Regions from separate parts of the Homo sapiens genome. Here region 2 is linked to region 1. Evidence: chromatin loops called from intact Hi-C (ENCODE). Cell type or tissue: endothelial cell of umbilical vein. All regions are shown on one strand. Links, peaks and the distances in the headings refer to the core of each region. The heading gives the core; the rest is flanking DNA.

Evidence for each region. Peaks named below come from ENCODE experiments on the same cell type or tissue, not always from the same donor. Only the 100,000 strongest peaks of a DNase experiment are listed, where the experiment ranks them.
Region 2: a loop joins it to region 1, with 3 times the contacts of the local background. A loop is called at or near these places in 18 of 110 quality-filtered maps.

Annotation. Positions count from the first base shown.
Region 1 is chrX:154,093,661-154,103,963 of GRCh38, reverse strand. MECP2 (methyl-CpG binding protein 2) reads left to right here and starts at 6,247. Exons shown (of 3, transcript NM_001110792.2): 1 at 6,247-6,360. The coding sequence starts at 6,299. RefSeq lists silencers at 5,962-6,321, 6,407-6,645, 6,622-6,681, 6,742-6,821 and an enhancer at 7,142-7,231. In endothelial cell of umbilical vein, for the core only: no CTCF peak of the experiment used is centred there; DNase peaks (open chromatin) are centred at 6,063 and 6,803; H3K4me3 peaks cover 1,127 bases; H3K27ac peaks cover 785 bases.
Region 2 is chrX:154,040,663-154,050,965 of GRCh38, reverse strand. All of the region lies in intron 1 of MECP2 (methyl-CpG binding protein 2), which reads left to right. Among named protein-coding and RNA genes, the nearest start is that of MIR718, 26 kb to the right of the region's middle. RefSeq lists an enhancer at 9,418-9,918. In endothelial cell of umbilical vein, for the core only: no CTCF peak of the experiment used is centred there; a DNase peak (open chromatin) is centred at 4,365; H3K27ac peaks cover 1,869 bases.

The DNA of each region.
Region 1 (10,303 bases), core at 4,839-7,338:
AATTCTAATAGTAAATAATTTTGATTATAGTATATTTTTCTTTTTTTTCTTTTTTTTGAGATGGAGTCTTGCTCTGTTACCCGGGCTGGAGTGCAGTGGCACGATCTCGGCTCACTGCAAGCTCCGCCTCCTGGGTTCACCCCATTCTCCTGCCTCATCCTCCCAAGTAGCTGGGACTACAGGCGCCCACCACCACACCCGGCTAATTTTTTGTATTTTTAGTAGAGACGGGGTTTCACCTTGTTAGCCAGAATGGTCTCGATCTCCTGACCTCGTGATCTGCCCGCCTCGGCCTCTCAAAGTGCTGGGATTACAGACGTGAGCCACCATGCCCAGCCGATTATAGTATATTTTTCTACTTTTCAATGGCAAGTGTGAAACTGTATAACTTAAGTTCCTTCTATTCAACCTAAGGAATTTAGCAAGATTCTCTTCATTATTTTTTAATATTTCAAAAACTTCTTGAGTTCTAGTCTTGTACATTATTCTTTCCAATCTAGATTTAAGTTGTTATAGCCCATGAAACTTCTTGACTTTTGATTGAGCAAAGAATTTCCAGAGTTATTGATGAAGAATTAACATTTCTATAATGTTAATGCTTCCCCTCCAGGAATACGGTAGCGTCTGTTTTTGTTTTTGTTTTCTTCAGGTCTTCTTTTAGATTTTTCAGTAAAGTTTTATAGCTTTTTGATGCAGGTTTTGACATTTCTTATTAAGTTTATTCCCAGCTGTTTTATAATTTTTGTAGTGAGAGTGAGTTGAATCTTTTTTCCCTCATTACATTTTCCAGCTTTTTATTACTGGTCGTGTTTACATGCCTGCATCCTAACACCGGGGAACTGACTTGAAATGGGCCTTTCTCCCCGCAGAGACGCACCAAGAATGAGGTTTAAAAGAGAATGGAAGAAGGATGTATGTGGGGCTTTTTATTTTTGTTTTTTAATTGACACATATTTAGGGAGTACAATTTGATATTTCAATATATATTTATGTTGCACAATGGTCCAAGCAGGGTAGTTAATATATCCATCAGCTCATGCATGTACCATTTCTTTGTTGTGGGAACTTTCAAAAGTCTCTCTTCTAGGTATTTTGTAACATACAATATATTGCTGTCAACCATAGTCACCCTGCTGTGCAATAGAACAACATAATTTTTTTTTTTGAGACAGAATCTCGCTGTGTCACCCAGGCTGGAGTGCAGTGGTGTGATCTCAGCTCACCAGGTTGCTCTGCCTCCTGGGTTCGAGCGATTCTCCTGCCTCAGCCTCCCAAGCAGCTGGGACTATAGGCACCCGCCGCCATGCCCAGCTAATTTTTGTATTTTTAGTAGAAATGGGGTTTCACCATGTTGGCCAGGCTGCACTCAAGCTCCTGACCTCAAGTGAGTCACCCACCTCAGTCTCCCAAAGTGCTGGGATTACAAGCGTGAGCCACTGCACCTGGTCAAAACACCAGAATTTATTCATCTTATCTAATAATAACTTTGTACCTGTTGACCAACCTCTGCCCATCCTCCTCTCCCCGATCCTCTCCCCAGTCTCTGGTAACTACTGTTCTACTCTCTGCTTCTATGATATCAACTCTTTTTTGTTTTTGAGATTCCACATATGACTGAGATCATGTGGTATTTGTCTTTCTGTTTCTGGTTTATTTCCCTTAACTTTATGTCCTCCAGGTTCATTCATGTTGTCTTAAGTGACAGGATTTCATTCTTTTTTATGGCCGAATATTATTCCATTGCATATATGTACCACATTTTCTTTATCCATTCACCTGTTGGTGGACACCTAAGTTGATTCTGTATCTGGCTATTGTGAATAGTCATTCAATAAAAATGGGAGTGCAGATAACTCTTCCACATACTGATTTCATTTCCTTTGGATATATACCGGTAGTAGGATTGCTGGTAGTTCTATTTTCAATTTATTGAGAAACCTCCATACTGTTCTCCATAGTTGACTATACTAACTTACTACCCCACCAACAGTATGAAAGTATTCCCTTTTCTCCACATCTTTGCCAACTTGTCTTCTTTTGTCTTTTTGATTAAAGCCATTCTAACTGAATTGAAGGGGTATCTCATTGGGCTTTTGATTTGAATTTCCCTGATGATGAGTGATGTTGAACTTTTTTTCCCCTCCCTCCCTCCCTCCCTTCCTTCTCTTTCTTTTTTCGAGACAGGGTCTCACTCTGTCACCCAGGCCAAAGTGCAATGGCACGATCCTGGCTCATTGCAGCCTCAAACTCCTGGGCTCAAGTGATCCTCCCACCCCAGCCTCCCAAGAAGCTGAGATGACAAGTGTGCACAACCATGCCTGGCTAATTTTTTGTTTTTTTAGAGACAGTGGTCTTGCCATGTTAACCAGGCTGGCCTTGAACTCCTGGACTCAAGTGATCTTCCCACCTCGGCCTACCAAAGTGCTGGGATTACAGGTGTGAGCCAAGGTGCCTGGCGAGATTTTTCCCATATACCTGTTGGTCATTTAAATGTTTTCTTTTGAGAAATGTCTATTCAGGTTTTTTGCCCTCTCCTAACCTTTTATTTTATCTATCTATCTATCTGTCTGTCTGTCTGTCTGTCTATCTATCTATCTATCTATCTATCTATCCATCCATCCATCCATCCATCCATCCATCCATCTATTTCGAGATGGAGTCTCGCTCTGTCACCCAGGCTGTAGTGCAATGGCACGATCTCGGCTTACTGCAACCTCCACCTCCCAGGTTCAAGCGATTCTCCTGCCTCAGCCTCCAGAGTAGCTGGGACTACAGGTGCGTGCCACCACGCCCGGCTAATTTTTTTTTGTATTTTTAGTAGAGATGGGGTTTCACCATTTTAGCCAGGATCATCTCAATCCCCTGATCTCGTGATCCGCCTGCCTCGGCCTCCCAAAGTGCTGAGATTACAGGCGTGAGCCGTCGTGCCTGGTCACCTTTTTTTTTTTTTTTTTTTTTTTAAAGACAGGGTCTTGCTTTGTTGCCCAGGCTAGAGTGCAATGTGCAATCATAGCTCACTGCAGCCTCAAACTCCTGGGCTCAAGTGATCCTTCCACCTCAGCTTTCCAGGGAGCTGGGACTACAGGTGTGTGCCACCACGTCTGTCTAATTTTTAAATTTTTTTTGTAAAGACGGGGTCTTGCTTCTTGCTATGTTGCCCAGGCTTGTCTTGAACTCCAGTTCTCTGATTTTTAAAAAAAATCATAAGTAGATGTTGAATTTTATCAAATGCTTTTTCTGCATCTATTGAAATAATTATGTAGTGTTTTTCCCCTTAAGTTTGTTAAGGTTGGGTTTCTAATTTTAAACCATATTTGCATTCTTAGGATAAAACTCAACTCGGTTGTGATAGATCATATACTGCAGGATTCAGTTTATTTGTCTAGAATTTTAAAACTTATTTCCACATCTTGTGTCATACTTTTCTTGGCTCATCATAGTAGATATATTAGTCTAGTAAAATAAGTTTGGAGACATTTATTTCTTTTCTGTGTATGATTGGAATTGCCTACTCATTAAAGATTTGGTAGAAGTCATCCATAAAGCCCTCTTGGTCTGTTTCTCTCTCTCTCTCTCTCTCTCTCTCTGTGTGCGTGTGTGTCTGTGTGTGTCTGCGTGTCTGTGTCTGTGTGTAGGAGGATGGGTAGCTTTTTAAATACATAGTCAATTTCATTGTGGTTACAGGGATTTTCTGTTTCTAAAGTCGGTTTTGGTAAGCTGTACTTTCCTAGGAATGTATTCCTTTTGCTTATGTTTTCAAATTTACTGACACACAGTGCATAATAAAACCTTTTCATGAGTAACATAATTTACTTTTCTCTTTTCTCTTTATATCCAGCTTGTTAGAGGGTTGGCTTTTGTTTTTCAGCTTTTCAAAGAAGCAGGTTTAAAATTTTCTCAATCCTCTCCATCATTTGTTTCTATTTCATTAAGTTTTATTCATCCTTATTTTTCTTTCTTCTACTTTTGCAGGCTTACTCTGTCATTTCTTTATGGCTTCTTGAATTGGATGTTCAGCGTGATGACTTTTGGACTGCTTTAGCCGCATCTCTATACTTCAGCATCGCACACCCAATGGCTTACTCAACATCTCCACTTTCACACCACTGGGCACCCCAAGCTTAATACAGCCAAAGCAGAACTCTTGATCTGCACCTCTGAAAATGTACTTTTCCTGTAGTTCTCCCCACTATGGTGAAAAGCACCCTTATTTCCCCAGTTGCTCAGGCCCCAATCTCAGGAATCATCCTTGTTTCTTCCCTTGCTCTATGCCCTACATCCAATCCTTTTGTTCAGTTCTGAAAACATATCTTGAATCTCACAACTTCTCAGAGCTGCACTGCTGCCACCCTAGTTAAAGCTACCATCAACTCTTTCTCCTAGACTGTTCCAGGGCCTTGCAACTAGCCTTGTGCTGTAGTTTTGTTTCATCACGTCCAGTTCTCCACTCTACACCTGCAACATAGATCAGACAGCTCCTGGCTCAAAATCCTCTGAGGGCTTCTCATCTTAGAATAAACTCTCGGTTCTGGCCGGGTGCGGTGGCTTACGCCTGTAGTCCCAGCACTTTGGGAGTCCGAGGCGGGCGGATCACTTGAACTCAGGAGTTTGAGACCAGCCTGGGCAACATGGTGAACTCCCATCTCTATCAAAAATACAAAAACTTAGCCAGGCGTGGTGGTTCGCATCTGTGGTCCCAGCTACTTAGGACGCTGAGGAGGGAGGATCGCTTGAGCTCAGGGTGGACGTTGCAGTGAGCCAAGATTGCGCCACTGCACTGCAGCCTGGGTGACAGAATGAGACCCCATCCCCACCCCCCCCAAAAAAGAATGAACTCCCAGTTCTCATAGTGGCCCCAGCTGCCTTTCCAATCACATTCCCTACCACTCTCCAGCAACACTGACTTCCTCGTTAGTCCCCAACATGCCAGGCATAGTCTCTCCTCATGTCCTTTGAACTTGCCTGGAATGTTCTTTCCCCAGATATTCATATGAGGGAGTAAAATGAGGGTGAAAACCAGCAGATATCTAAATAGCACCCCCTTCACTTAGTTTATCTTTCTCAAAGCCCTTATCACTATGTGAAATGATATATTATACTTATTTGTATGCTAGTATGAATCTTCCCGGCAAGAATGTTAGTTTGCTGTCTGTTCAGTACCGTGCATCCAGAGCCTGGAAGAGTGCCTGGCACATAGCAGGTAGTCAATAAATGAATGGGGGCAAGCAGCCAAATCAGAATCAGGTTTTCTTGCTAAGCATAGAACTAACAGAAGGATCATTGAATGGATTGGATAATGACTGGCATCAGGGTAAGGTCCCCTTAACAAACACTCCTGTCCTGAACACCTGGTTAGCTAACAGTTTTCTCATACTCTTATTTTCCCAAAACACAATTGCTGGATCTCAGCTCCAAATCAACTCTTCTAGGAAAGTGAAAAATTGCTGGATCTCAGCTCCCAAATCATATCTTCCAGGCAGAGCTAACATTGCCCCTTATTCACACCTCCACCAAACCATCTGATCCAACAGTGACAGGTGTCACGAGGCCTTGGCATGCACTCTCTTCCCCCGCCAGAGTTCTGCGAAAGCCAGGGTTGCGATTTGTTGTCAGTTTATTCCCCGCCTCTATGAGAGTGTGAGCACTGGGCAGGCTCGGATGAAATAATGCATTGAGTAGGCCTCTGAAACCAAGGCCCCTCAGCTGGGGCAACGTCAGGCTCCAGGGTGGGCAACTTTGCTGCTTCTGCCGAAGATAGTGATATTGAGAAAATGTGGGTGCAATGAAACGCTTATTGCAGCGCACTCGGTGCATCTGTGGACAGAGGGTCAATCGCCCCTCAGAGCAGCGCAAACAGGCGTCCCAAGCCTAGGCCTTCACTTGCCCCAGCATCCGCAAGGGTCCATTAATCCTTAACATTCAAATTCCGCCCACTAAACCAGTCCCTCCGCGCCCAAGCCGCCTCTTTTCCCCAAACGACGGCCGAAAGCAGCCAATCAACAGCTGGAGGGGTCCGCCCCCTTTTCCCTGGCCGAAATGGACAGGAAATCTCGCCAATTGACGGCATCGCCGCTGAGACTCCCCCCTCCCCCGTCCTCCCCGTCCCAGCCCGGCCATCACAGCCAATGACGGGCGGGCTCGCAGCGGCGCCGAGGGCGGGGCGCGGGCGCGCAGGTGCAGCAGCGCGCGGGCCGGCCAAGAGGGCGGGGCGCGACGTCGGCCGTGCGGGGTCCCGGCGTCGGCGGCGCGCGCGCTCCCTCCTCTCGGAGAGAGGGCTGTGGTAAAAGCCGTCCGGAAAATGGCCGCCGCCGCCGCCGCCGCGCCGAGCGGAGGAGGAGGAGGAGGCGAGGAGGAGAGACTGTGAGTGGGACCGCCGTGGCCGCGGGCGGGGACCCTTGCCGGGGGGCGGGGGTCAGGGGCGGGACGTGGCGCGGGAGGGGCCCGCGGGGTCGGACGACACGGCTGGCGGATGGCGTCCCTCCTCTCTACCCTCCCCCTCCCGCCGCCGCCGGTGGCGACTCTCCCCTCGGCCCGTCACCCCTGCTCGCGGGTGACCGTCCTCGGCGCGGCCTCCCTGGAGCCGCCTTCGCCTGACGCCCCTCTTCCTCCCGCCCTCGACGCGCATCCCGGCCCCCGGCCCCGCGGGCGCCCCTGTCGCCGGGGCTTCGCCTGTCGGGGCTGCGCGCGCTCCTGCCCTTCTCGGGGCTTTGGGCCGCGGCGCCGTCGCGCGCCCGCGGCCCCGGCCTCTCCCTGGATCGCGCTCTCCCCCTCCCTCCCTCGCGCGCCCCCTCTCCCGTTACTCGGCCCCCCCACCGGCGCGCGTGCGCACTTCGCCTCCCGTCGGGAGAGTGCGCCACAAGGGCTCCTGAGCTCTCACCCCCATCTCTGGGCTTTGCCTCCCCCTCCTTCTCGCCCATTCCATGAATTTCTGCCCCCCGCTACCCCCCCGCGAGCGAGTAGGTCCACCGGCTCCTTTCCCCATCTAGCAGGAACAAGTAGGTGGGGATTATTATCCACAAAAGGGACTAGACATTGTGTTCTGGGTCCCACAACTCATCATAAAGAGGTGGTTATAGTTCCCATCAGGAGCCGTGGGTAGGGGACTGTGCGTCCAGCAGCACCCGAGGCTCTTCGGCGCCAGAGGCTCTAAGGTGCGAGCGTGTCCCCAGGGTGCTCAGAGGTTCTTTGGAGTGCTGTGGCCTCGGAATGTGAGCACCCTCCCATCCTACCCTCCCCTTCGCCGGCGATCTTCCAGTTACATAAGTGGAGTGGGACATAGTAGGTAACGGGCTCTCATCGCCCTGGAGCGCTCGGGATCACCGGTACCAGATGGGGCAAGTTCATCGCGACGCTGTGGCTCCTGTTAATTGTGCCTGAAAGGTTATCCTCTGTTCAGTTTGGTCATGACCGAATCACCCAAACTGAAACTCAGATGACTTTTATATGGCAGTGGCAATGTTTCTGTGGTTTTGCACTAAAGACTTAAGGTCATTATGAAGAGTGTAAAAGGATTGCTGTCGCAGGGGAGACCGTTTATGACATTGCTAAGTATGGACCCCGAGGGGGAAAAAGCTCATTCTGGAATTGCTCTGTGGCGGTTGCTTCTGTTGCGAGTGTGTTCGGGTGTGGGTTGGTCACAGCAGAAATGGGCTCCACCACAAAATTGATATTCCTGACTCATGGTCAGGCAGATGTGTGCTTCTGGTTATTTTTCCAGGAACAGGAATGGGCTCTGCCGAGCCTTTCACACGTTGTGTCTCTGCTGTGCGGGATCAGTACCCCAGACTGTGAGATAACAGGATCGAATTCAGGGGTTGGTTGGTGATCCAGGAACCATACCTACTTGGATGTGATACTGAGTGGCCTAGACGTTGTAGGACTCTCATAAGTTTTAGACATTTTGTTATACTGTAAAAATGAAGCATATACGGCCTCAGTAGTAACATTGCACTAATAGGTAATTATTACTCTAGAGAATTTTGGGTTCCATGGCTGGAATGTTCATCAGTATCTCAGCAATTTCAGTTAATAACCAGATTAAGCTGACCTCTTGAGTCTTTTGAAATCTGCTGGGTCCCTATAATAAGACAGGGTCTGGATTTTTTAATCTTTTGGGAATTTCCACCAAGGATTTAGGGAAATAGGCTTTTATGGGCTTTTCAGGATTTCTATTTCAAATCCCAATGAGGAAGTCTAGGAAACACTTGCTTTTATTTTCTTGCCTGAATATGTCAGAACCTTAAATCACCCAATCAATCTAGAAGTACTACAGTTGATTAAAGTAAGTCACCACAGGTCACCCATTCGTGGCAGGTCAGCTAGGTGGCTGATCACTGGAATACAGTCATATCCCCAGGCATACACACGAGCCTCACTTGACGATCCCAAAGTTTGTACATCTGAGCTTGAGACGTGACAAGTTGAGGTCTCTGCTTTGTTCTTCATAGTTGGCAGTTTGTCTCCTCGGGTGCCCCTCCGGTTAGCTGTTTATCATACGTCTAGCCCTATCAACAGTGCAGGCAGCTTCCAGAGTATAGTTTTCTCTGCAAAGTGCCTGGTGGAGGGGTACCTCCTTTTCCATTGTCCTAATGGCTCCACTGGGCTTCCATACCAGCCCTTTCCAGTGTCTTAACAGCTCAAAGAAACCCATCTGTGGCTTTCTTGTTAGCACTGGCCTATCACACCTTCCTATTGCCTGTTAACTAAAATTTTGCCTGGAATGCTTTAAGCTTAGAGTACTGGGTCTTTGTTTCACCCGATTGATAGGAGAGTGTCATGCAGTCAGCCGAACTCCGACTTCTGTGCTGTTTAAATCCTTAGGTAGGTCTGGGGCAAGGCACAAACCACTGTGTATTCAAAGGGTTATGGTGCTTGCATTCTGTGTGTATATGTTTGTAATTTCCAACCAGAGTCGTTTCCCGTGCCTGCCCTGCCTCTGTGCAATCTAGTCTAGTAGGGTAGGGAGGCAAGCTGTGGAGTTTGAAAAAAAAAAAAAAAAGCTAGATGAGTTTAATAGGCTGTTACCCCCTCCAGAACATTCCTCCCATGTGGAGATGAAACGAGAAGTTCATTTCTTTAACCTAAAATAAAGAACAACAGAGATAAAATTGTTAGTTCCTTATTGGAGCCTGGTTTCCATTGCTAATGTACCTGCTTGGGACTCTGCATGATAAATGACGTGTCCTGGAACCTGAAATCTTTTATAAAGGTTAATATCAGCAGAAATCTTTTAATTAGCTAAGAGCAGCTTGTTCTCAAGCTGCCCGAGTTATCTTGGAGGAGAGAATCACAGGAAATGTTTGATATTTCTAGTAACCAGTGTTTTCAGTGCGTGGGGTAAAGCACACTCCTAGACTGGCCAGTCCCAAAGAGTGTGGCAGGACACCTGCTTGTTTTCCCTGCCCTCTGCTATGGTGACATCCTTGCAGACCAGTCTTGCGTGGCTGGCAGACGCAATCTTTTTTTCTTGGGTAGAGCATTATCACCGCTGCGATGGAAGGACCTTGTCCTCGGTGCCTCCATACCAGCCCTTTCCAGTGAAACTACTGCTGTCCCGGCAAGCCCCTGTGCGTGTGCATCATTCCGGGTAGGACAAGATGTGAACAGGTCCCTCTTCTTTGGGCTTAAGTAGAAGTTGTGCTCTTCTGCTTTTACCTGTGTGCTCTTCTGCTTTTACCTGTTCTCTTCTGCCTTTCTCTTGCAAGAAACCTGTCGAAAGCTTGCTTTGCATGCCATTGCTTAAATACTTTGATGGTATGTATGGTATGTGGGATAACTGAGTGGGAGCCGGAATTGGGGGGTGGGCAGGGCATCCCCACCCCCACCCCCACATCAAAGGGGGAATGACCATTTCGTTAGAGAATAAAGCCTGAGTCTTATAACTTCTTCAAGCACATGTATGCTGGGTCTCCTGGCGTGTGAATGTGTTCCCGCTGTGCTGTGTGGCTGTTTTGCAGTTACTGTAGACACTGTAGTCTGGGCTCTCATTATTGCCTCTGAAGTTGACAGGACCAAGCCTTAGTAAGGATGCACTTGTCTTCCTAGCCCAAGAGCTAGGGGTGTTTTATATATATATTAACTTTCTTTTTTAGATTTCATAAACTGCTCTCATTTTCTCTTTTCTTTCTTTCTTTTTTTTTTTTTTTTTTTGAGACAGTCTCACTCTGTCACCCATGCTGGAGTGCAGTGGCACGATCTCAGCTCACTGCAACCTCTGCCTCCCGGGCTCAAGCAGTTCTCTGCCTCAGCCTCCCAAGTAGCTGGGATTACAGGCACCTGCCACCACGCCTGGCTAATTTTTGTA
Region 2 (10,303 bases), core at 3,238-5,737, 51 kb after region 1:
CTCTGGGACTCCCATGATAACTTATGATCTTTCCTCCACCTCTCTATCTTCCACACAATCCCTATCATCAATCTCATTCCCCTGCTTTAAACCCAAGAGTGGCACCCTGTGTTTGAGTGACATCAGGGCCCCTCATGTGGCTCCTGCTTCTCTTTGTGGCCCCTTCTGTTGCTGCTGCTTTTCTTATGGACATAGCCCTCAGCAGTCCAGGACTGCTTGTAGTTCCTCCCAGGTACCATGTTTCTTGCACTCCTGGCCTTTGTCATTGGCTCCCCTGCCCAAGTCCCCTTCTCTTCTCCTTTCCTTCCCCTGTGGCCTTGCCTTGTCGTGCTTATCCTTGAAGACCCTGTCAGGTATCTCTTCCCCAAAGAGCCCTGCCTAACCACCGCCCCCCTCCCCCCCGCGACACACACACCTGGGTTAGGCCCTGCCTCTCCACGCCTGTGCCTCCTGCCAAGTCCTCAGAGGTCTCTGATCCCATGTGCCTCCAGGCATGGCATAGGGGGACTGTGACACAGCCTCTCGGCCCACAGACCCCTGATTGTGGGCTTGCTCACTGCCCCAGTCAGTCCTCTTATTGAGGATTCCGTGCCAGTTCCTGACTCCAGCACACACACGCATGTAGGCCGCCCTCCTAGTGCCTGGCTCCTTCCCTGTCTCTTCTGCCACTCATTCCCATGGTCGTATCCTGGAGTTGGTCATCTCTGGAACTCCACCCACGGAGTTCTAACTTAGCTCTGCCTATGATGAGGACTTACTGTCTTCCCAGCTTGCAGTGTCAACCACTGTTTGATGCCCCTGGGACTCCATTGGTCTTCCCTCCTCTTGTGAACTGTGCCCATCACCAGACGAACTTGTTTTAGAATTTACCATCGTAACTGAGCTCCCTTCAGCGCATACCTCCTTGGCTCCTGCTCAGTCTCTGTTTCTCCTTTTAGCCAAACTCTCTAAGAGTTCTCTCCACTCATGGGCCCTCTTCCTTGCCTGCTGCTCCTTGCTCAGCTTGCTCCATGAACACTTGCTTTTCCACATTCCATGAAATAATCTTAACAGTCATCAGTGGCTGTCACTCCTTCTCAGCCCTTTCCTTGTGTCTCTTCTGGTACCTCATACTCTCCAGGTGGCCATCTCACCTCACATCTTGAACCCTCTGGGTTTGGGAGAATTCTCACCTCACGAGTTGATGGGAGGCCTGGCGACCTCTGATTGTAGTCACTGCAAATGCCAGATGCTTATTTGCCTAGCTTCCCTTTCGGTCAGGGCAGCAGTTGGCAAACGGTATCTCAAGGGCCAAGTCCGGCCCACTGCCTGTTTTCGTAAATGAAGCTTTACCAGGACCCAGTTCCACCCCGTCCTTTGTGCATTGTCCAAGACTGCTCTCCTGTACAACAGCAGGTGGGCTGGTTGTGACAGATACTGTCTGGCCCACAAGGTGGAAAATACTATCTGGCCCCTTACAGAAAGAAATTACCTGAGTTCTACACGAGGGTGTAGGTATGTACCCTGGCCTCTGCCAGTCAGACTCACATGCTAGGAGGAGCAGGGCCAGGCAGGAGAGCCGTGTCTCCTGGCATTGGGGCTGCAGGAAAGACGAGCTCCTAGGCCACAGTGCCAGTGGCCAGTGCTGCTGCCTTGCAGGGTCGCACAGGCAGTGCTGGCTGTTTGGACTGGCTTGGCAGAAGGATTTGAAGTATTGTTCCTAGCCAACTGGACTCAAACCTGTTCCTCCAACCCTCTAGGGATTCTCTTATCACCCAGTAGCCTTTTCCCCCTAGTTTTAAAAATTGCAGTAAAATACACAAAAGATAAAATGTACTGCCTTAACCATTTTTAAGTGTACAATTCTGTGGTATTGAGCACATTTATATTGTGCAACCATCACCACATGCATCTTCAATAGCTTTTCATCAGTCCTTGTCTGCATAAATCAGCTAGAGTTGGTTTCTATTGATTGCCACCAATAATCTTGACAGATATGTCTGATCTTCCTTCTCTGCACTGACTCCTCTTTCTCTGTCTCCTCTGCTGATTCTTTCTCCTCATCACAACTCCAAATAGCAGGGGGAGGGTTGTTTACACTTATATTCAGCACGCCCTCACGCACTCGCCTGGCTCTTCAGACCTCTCCCCTGAACTCCAGATTCATACATCCAGCTGCCCTTTAGGCCTCTAGAAAGCTAAATACCTCAGTATCAAAAACATGAGAAACGGAAGCCAGAGTCCTGGATCTCTCGCCCTTTCGCTGTCCCGGTGCCCATGCCCTTCAGGGATGGCACCTAGACCAGCTCCCTGCATCCCTGCCTAGACTCTGCAGTAGTCTCACGTGGCAGACCCGGAGGTCACTCTCCTCTCTGGATGCCCTGCGGACACTCCGGTTAGCCTCAGCTGCAAGAGCCTCCTCACCCAAGGTCACGCCATTTCCAGGACAGCACCCTGGTGACTGAGCGAGGTAAGGGTACAAGGCCCTTATAGGGCCTTCTCTTTGACTTCTTCCCACCTCCCTTTATGGATGTCAGTTCCTGATGAACATCTTACACCTCAAACCGTGACCCAACATCTGCTTCTGCAGAGCCCCCCTGTGGCATCTTGTGCCCTCCTGCCCCACTCCCTCTACTCTATATCTTCCCATAGTTAGAATGGGCTTTTTTTTTTTTTTTTTGAGATAAGGTCTCCCTTTGTCACCCAGGCTGGAATGCAATGGCACAGTCACGACTCACTGCAGCCTCAACCTCCTGGGCTCAAGCAGTCCTCCCACCTCAGCCTCCCAAGTAGCTGAGACTACAGGTATGCACCACCACACCTGGCTAATTTTTATATTTTTTGTAGAGACTGGGGTCTCCCTATGTTGCCCGGGCTGGTCTCGAACTCCCAGGCTCAAGCAATCCTCCCGCCTTGGCCTCCCAAAATGCAGGATTACAGGCGTGTACCAGTGTGCCCAGCCTCAGATGGGCTCTTTGAAAAATGTTTATTAGATCAGGTTACTCCCTTGAGAAAAACCCTCTCAGAATAAAACCCGAAGTCCATTACTTGAAAGCAGAGCCAGCTTCATGGGCCTTTGTAACTGCCCATGGGCTTGCTGGAACCCAGGCTTGGTTTAATACTCTACTCTCACCATCTCAAAATTCTTAATTTTTGAACAAGAGGCCCTGCATTTTCATTTTGCACCAGGCTCCACAAATTGTGTAACTGGGCCTGCCTCAGCAGCCACATGGAACATGATCCCTCCTTGCCTATTTGAGCTCATTCTCTACCATTCTCTCCCTTGCTCACCTGGCTCCCACTGCTCTTGCTCTTCCTGGAACTTGCCATAATGTTGCTAGAGTCAGAGCCTTGGCTCTTGCTGCTCCTCATTGGCTGGACCCCTCTTTACTTGACCTGCTCCCTCACCACTCACTTCCTTCAGATCTGTGTTCAGATTTCGTCTTCTCAGAGAGGCTTTTGGCCCCTGTCCATCTCTCTGAATTTACCTCTGACCTCTCCCCCACCACCACTGCGCTAAGCTGCCTCAGAACTTTGTAGACATTCTGTCTGGTCTTCTGATGTTTCCCCCTTGGAAGAATCCCAAGGTGCCTGAAGAATGCTTTCTTTATCCTTGAAGTTGAGTAGGTTGACTAGAGTCTGGCTTGCTATTGAGCATTCTTTATCAAATTGTCCTGGGAACATGGTGTATTCTTTCAGTCTGCAGATGTAGTCGTTGCTGTTTCAGGTCAGCTCTCTTATGGATCTTTGACAGCATCTTCTGTTCCATTTGTTGAGTTCTGTACTTCAGGGACACAAATTCCTCATGTTGGATTGTCTTTGTCTCTCTTCCAATGCTATTAGCTTTGCCGTAATTGGTTTAGCTTTTGTCTTTTTCATCTGCATTCACTTTGTCTAATTTGATTTTCAGCTATGTATATTCTGTTTCTGGCTGTTTTTCAATGTATTTATTAGTTTCATAATGATGTGTTTTGGTCTGCAGTTTGTTTCTCTAGGTTGGAAATTTGTCTTTTCATCTTATTCTGTTTTATCATCCCATCTTTGAACTCTTTTATTGGGAACATGTTCTTATGAAGTTGTGGGGAATTTTTTTCCCTTCCTTGTGTATTCTCTTCTTGGTGGGAGACTTTGCCTTTCTCGTGCCATCTCCCTCCCTGGGCCTCTTTTTTTTCTTCTGGCCATAATATGTTTGCCTAGTTACCATGTCACTTCTTTTCGTCTTGGCTCAGGCTTGGATGGCTCTGCATAGTCGTTCTGTTTGCTTTGAGACAGTGGAGGAATTCTTGGCTCTCTCTTCCCAGTTTCTTGGCATCTTCTCTTGCTGTTTTCCCCTCTGAGCTATCGCGTGCAGGCTTGTTATCTTGTATCCGGAGAGAATTTGCACGCTGGAGGGAGCTGCAGCCATGTAGTCTTCAGCCCTATCTGGATTCTTCTCTTTGTTCTAAGAACTGTGTTGGATGTCTTACTAAGGCTCACTCTAGCTGCACGAGGGATGTGTGTGCCATTTCCATGGGGATAGGGGGCACCTCAGTCTCTGGGTGGTTCCATAATCTGTGTATACCTAAGAGCAGTTGCTTCCCACAGAGCTGGGCTGGCTCACTGGGCACTTTGCCATTTCTCCTGCACCTCCCAGCTGGAGTTTCTGGGTCTAAAAGGAAAAAGTGAAGGACTCCCACTTGGTTGCTTCTCTCCAGCTTACTGACTGCAAATTCCCAGGGCGTTGCCCGCTCCCTAGGGTGGTTTCTGGGGGACGGGGCAGGAGCCTGGCTTTGCTGCTGCTTTGTCCTCTGGAGTCTTTTCTCAGACTGCTTTGAATTACACCCCTTTCCTTTGTGTGCTGAAATCTTCCCTTCACACTCTCCTTCCCTGCCTTTCTTTTGTGTCTTATCTTACTAGGACTGGAAGAGGGCAGTTGTGCAGGAGGTCTGCATCTAATTCCCTAATCCATGTGAGAGTGCTCCTGTTGTGTGCTTTGTGACATGATGGTGAGAAATACTCCCTAGAGCAGTGGCTACCAGAAGGAAGCCATCCCCCCCCCTGCACACACACACACACACACACACACACACACACACACACACACACACTCCTTCTGGCTGTCCTCAGATGCCTATTCTAGGTAAATGTCAGATTCCAAAGAAAATCCAGTTGAGATCTTTTTTCTTTTTTTGAGACGAGAGTCTTGCTGTGTTGCCCAGGCTGGAGTGCAGTGGCACAATCTCGGCTCACTGTAACCTCCGCCTCCTGGGTTCAAGCGATTCTCCTGCCTCAGCCTCCCAAGTAGCTGGGACTACAGGCGCGCACCACCACACCAGGCTAAAATTTTTTTGTATTTTTAGTAGAGACAGGGTTTCACTGTGTTGGCCAGGCTGGTCTCGAACTCCTGACCTCGTGTTCTGCCCGCCTCAGCCTCCCAGAGTGCTGGGATTACAGGCTTGAGCCATCGCGCCCGGCCTCCAGTTGGGATCTTGACTGGAATGACTGGTGTTCAATCATTATAGTTTCCACCTAATTTGTATTTGTACACAGGACAGTTACTAATTTGTTGGTACTTGTTTGATCCCCAGTCCCTAGAGTTGTTTATGGGGTGGAGCTTCAGTCCCTGCTGCTTCCCCTGTGGCAGCAGCTGGAGTCAGGGTGGGGACCCAGGGTGCTGCTGGCAGATTCTTGAGACAGGTAGAATCTCCTCTATATTGGTGTCTCTCTCTGTCCCAGCAGTGCCCAGGAAAACCTGGCCAGCCTGTCACTGACCTCTCCACCTAGGGCACTGGTGGTTCAGGTCCTTCTATTTGCCACCGGCAAACCGTACTTCTGCCAGTCTGGCTCTTAGGCCCAGTTTCTCTGATCTTGCAGATTTTCTTGGGCTCTGCTACGGAATCCTCATACCTCCGGCAGGTCCCTCCTTTGCCCATGTGTTTAACTGTGGTGGAATCGTGTGAGAGCTGCTTCTCTCGCATGGATCCCAGCCACACCACATTCTACAGCGGTTCCTCTGAAGGCATTGATAGAGATATTTCCTCCTGTTTTGCATTTCGTTGGTCATTTCAGTAGAATCAGGGTGAAATAAACATGGGGGCTCAGATGTCAGCATTACGAACCAAGTACGTCAGGCAGGCTGATGTGGACTGACCTACACTAGTGAGACGCAAGATGACGAAAACAAGGGCACTCACTCCAAGTTACTGATGAGATGTTTGGATCAAATGAGCCAGTCCTTAAGCAGAGTTCTCTAGTAAAAGAGATCTCCTTTCTGCCCTTTCTTGTTCCCCAAAATGTGTTGCCTTCATGGTGAAAATTTATTTTGGCAGATTTTCTCTTCTTTGATAAAAGCAGCCAACACTTTGTTAAAAGTCTGTGAAACTTATTTACATGAAGTATGTAAAGGTAAGAAAAAAACATTATCAACAAGAAATGGAGAAAGCCAGCAGCTGAGGACAGAAAAGTCATGCACAGTGTCAGTGTCTATGGAAACAGGCCACTTGGACCTTGAGGACTAGGTATTTGGAATTGGAGGTGAGCTTGGCCTGGTGAGTCTCTAACCACTTGTGTGTAGGATCAGTGTGAGAACCCTGCTAGAATATAGTGGCAGAGATGCAAGGGGAAATCATTGGAGAAGTTACCAGGGAATGATGAGCTAATCTGAAAAAAATACATGTTTCTAAGTTGGGCGTGGTAGCTCATCTGTAGTCCCAGCTACTTGAGAGCCTGAGGCAGGAGGATCGCTTGAGCCCAGCCTGGGCAGCACAGCGAGACCCTATCTCCCTAAAAAAAACTTTTTCGTTGTTTAGTTTTGGGATTTTTTTTTTTCCTGGTCTTTTTTCCCCCTTTTTGTGAATAACGGGATCTCACTATGTTGCCCAGGCAGATCTCGAACTCCTGGGCCCAAGCAATCCTCCTGCCTCTGCCTTCCTAAGATTACAGGTATGAGCCACTGTGTTAAGCAAAAAAACTTTTTTAAATGAAAATCATTTTTTAAAAGACAGGCTTTCCAGGGGAGGGTATTATTCCACTTATATGAAGTGTCAACAGTAGGCAGATTTGTGGAGACAAATAGATTAGTGGTTACCAGGGGCTGAGAGGAGTGGGAGTGGGGAGCAACTGCTTAATGGGTAAAGGGTTGTCTTTGGAACTAGAGAGTAGTGATGGTCGCATGACATTGTGAATGTACTAAATGCTATTAATGATAAATTTTATGTTATGTGTATTTTACCACAATTAAAAAAAAAAGATCAAATGTCCTCAGAATAGCCAACAACCTTCCACTTGGCTAAATGCCTACTCATTAAACTTCTTGAACTAAATTCCTTTCTGATTGTCATGGTTATTGTGTCCTGGGCTTCAGAGTTTCACATTCAGGTTGGCTTGGTCCAGTCTGTCATGTATCACTATAGGTCCCCACATTGGCCTCTTCCTCAGACGGACAGCCCATCTATCTGCCGGGGCTCTGTGCCACAGCCAGATAGACTTGCTCTGAGACAGCTGTGTGGGCTCTGAGCACTGGCCAGGCATCACAAAACCTATCTTTATGATTTAGAATAATTGGTGGTCAGCTGCTGTTTTAATGTTGTTGTTTTTTTTAATTTAGATATAATTCACATACCATGAAATTTACTCATTTAAAGTGTACAATTCATTCTTCAGTATAATTCATAGGCTCACAGAAAAAATTGTTTAAAAATAAAATGTGCAATTCAGTGTCTTTTAGTACATTCACAGAGTTGTGCAACCATCGCCTCTGTGTCATTCCAGAACACTTTCAGCACCCAAAAGAAACCCCAGACACAGGAGCAGTCACCTCTTATTACCCGCAGCCCCTGGCAACAACTCATCCACTTCCTGTCTCTATGGATTTGCCTATTCTGGACATTTCCTATAAATGGAATTATGCACTATTTGGCCTTTTGTGTCTGGCCTCTTTCACTGAGCGTAATGTCCTCAAGGTTCATCTGCATTGTAGCATGTGTCAGAATTTCTTTCCTTTTTGAGGCTGAATGATATTATATCCTATAGATAATGAGGTTTTGATTATCCACCCATCCCTTGGGAATGCATATTTGGGTTGCCCCCACCATTTGGCTGTTGTAAACTGTGCTGCCATGAACACTGGTGTACGGATATCTGTTTGGTTACTGGTTTTGGTTTTTTGTTTGTTTGTTTTGGTTTTTTGAGACAAGGTCTTGCTCTGTCGCCCAGGCTGGATTACAGTGGCACGATCTCTGCTCACTGCAACCTCCACCTCCCAGGTTCAAGCAATTCTCCTGCCTCAGTCTCCTGAGTAGCTGGGACTACAGGTAGCACTCACCACCATGCCCGGCTAAATTTTTTTGTATTTTTAGTAGAGACAAGGTTTCGCCATATTGGCCAGGCTGGTCTCAAACTCCTGACCTCAGGTGATCCACCCACCTCAGCCTCCCAAAGTGCTGGGATTACAGACGTGAGCCACCGCACCCGGCATAGTTGTGGCTTTTTGAGAGTGTATGGCTAGGAGTAAAATTGCCAGGTCATATGGTAACTCCATGTTTAACATTTGAGAAACTGCCAAACTGTTCTCCACAGCAGGAATTTTTTAACCTGTATGTGGTGGGCTTGTGTTTCGGTTTTCATTTTACACATCTATAAAGATGAGATTTGCTGTATGGCACTGGTTGCCTGTATTTGGGGAGGGTTCTGCTTTTGGTTGGCAAGAACTGCATTTTATTTAAGCTTAGCAAAACATAACTGGTTTCTCGCATCTTCTCAAAAGTGGAGGATTAAGAAATGGACTGCGAATTCAGAGCAGGGCAGCTGAACCTCAGGCTCCACCCTTGTAGCCTTCAAGCTGAACCTCATTCTCTCTTGCTCCCTGGAGACCACTGAGACACTCTGCCTGTGCCAGTTTGATTTCTCACATTTTTAAAGGGCCAAAGCTTGTGTCTCAAAGTGCTATAGCCTTTATTGATTCATGCAGAGAAGCCTCCTTGATTCCGTAATTCTGCAGCTAATACTGGAAGTAGAAAGAATTGGAAACACCATCTGGATGACACTTTAGGGTGGAAGCAGCCAGTACAAGGGGGGGCTCATTATTTCCTCTGGTCCCAGACTGTTCACCTGGAGCTGTAGCCACCACCCTGCCCTTAGGTTAACTGCCTCGAGTGGTAGTTTAGCTCTTTGTGCTGTGCCGAGGGATAACTGGAAGTGAAAGGTGCTGAGAAATGCCATCTCCTGAAAGTGGCGAGCATGAGTGAATTTACGAAAGGTTGGGATATTGCTGGGGCTCTGGAAGTTTCTCTGGAGCTCACTCCAGGGGACAGGGAGGGGGCTGGATTCCAATTCAAGTGAAAAATACCTTTCATCTGCCTTGTTCACCTGGCTTTTTTGCCTTTTTGTAAAATCTGAAAACCTCAGGGATTGAGTAGTCTTTCCTTAACTGCAGTTGCCTGTCTGGCCACACCTGCCAGCTGTTGCTTGTACCCCTGTAATTTGCACGGCCTTCCGGGCCTTTCTCACAAGATCACTGCAGGTCACATTCATGAGGAAAATGCAGGCAGTTCCTGCCATCAGACCCCTCAGGATGTCATGGTTTGGCCTGAAAACAAGATTCCTGCAACTCTAATTTTCCTTTGCTAGATCAAATGAAGGATTTGATCTAATGTTTGCATTCTAGCAGCAAAATCATTGAATATTTTATTTCTTAAGAGCCTTACTTCATATTTTGTAGGTATTTTAAGATTTTGTAAAGGCCTTTCTGCTTCAACGTGTGATGTGTGCATTCTTAGAAAAAGATCTTGTGTTCTGTAAATCACACAATAAAAACATGAGTTCGTGCAGGAAAAACTGGGGCGGGGTGGATCACTCCAAACTTGTGTGGTGTGGTAACTGGAGCTCACTGATGAAACCATGAACAGTTCTGGCTGAAAGAACCCCACAGTACACTGAGGTCTGTTGGCATCGCCGCCAGCACCGCCCCGGTCCCTTTGTGCGCGCCACCACACCTGGCTAATTTTTTATTTTTAGTAGAGAGGGGGTTTCACCATGTTGGTCAGGATGGCCTCGAACTGACCTCGTGATCCGCCCACCTCAGCCTCCCAAAGTGCTGGGATTACAGGTGTGAGCCTCCGTGCCCAGCCTTCAGCTTTTTTTCTTAATGTCTTTGTGTAATATGAAGGCATTCTCTTTAATTGTTAAAAAGCTTGCCTACCACTGCTTCAAAATATTACTGTCAGTTGGCATAGCTTCTGATTATATTGATGTCATCTCCCTTCTTTTAAACATGTTACCATATTGGCACTGTATTTCCCCTAGCCCATTGATCACTTGAGAGTTAGTCATAGTCCTCGTGCTGTTT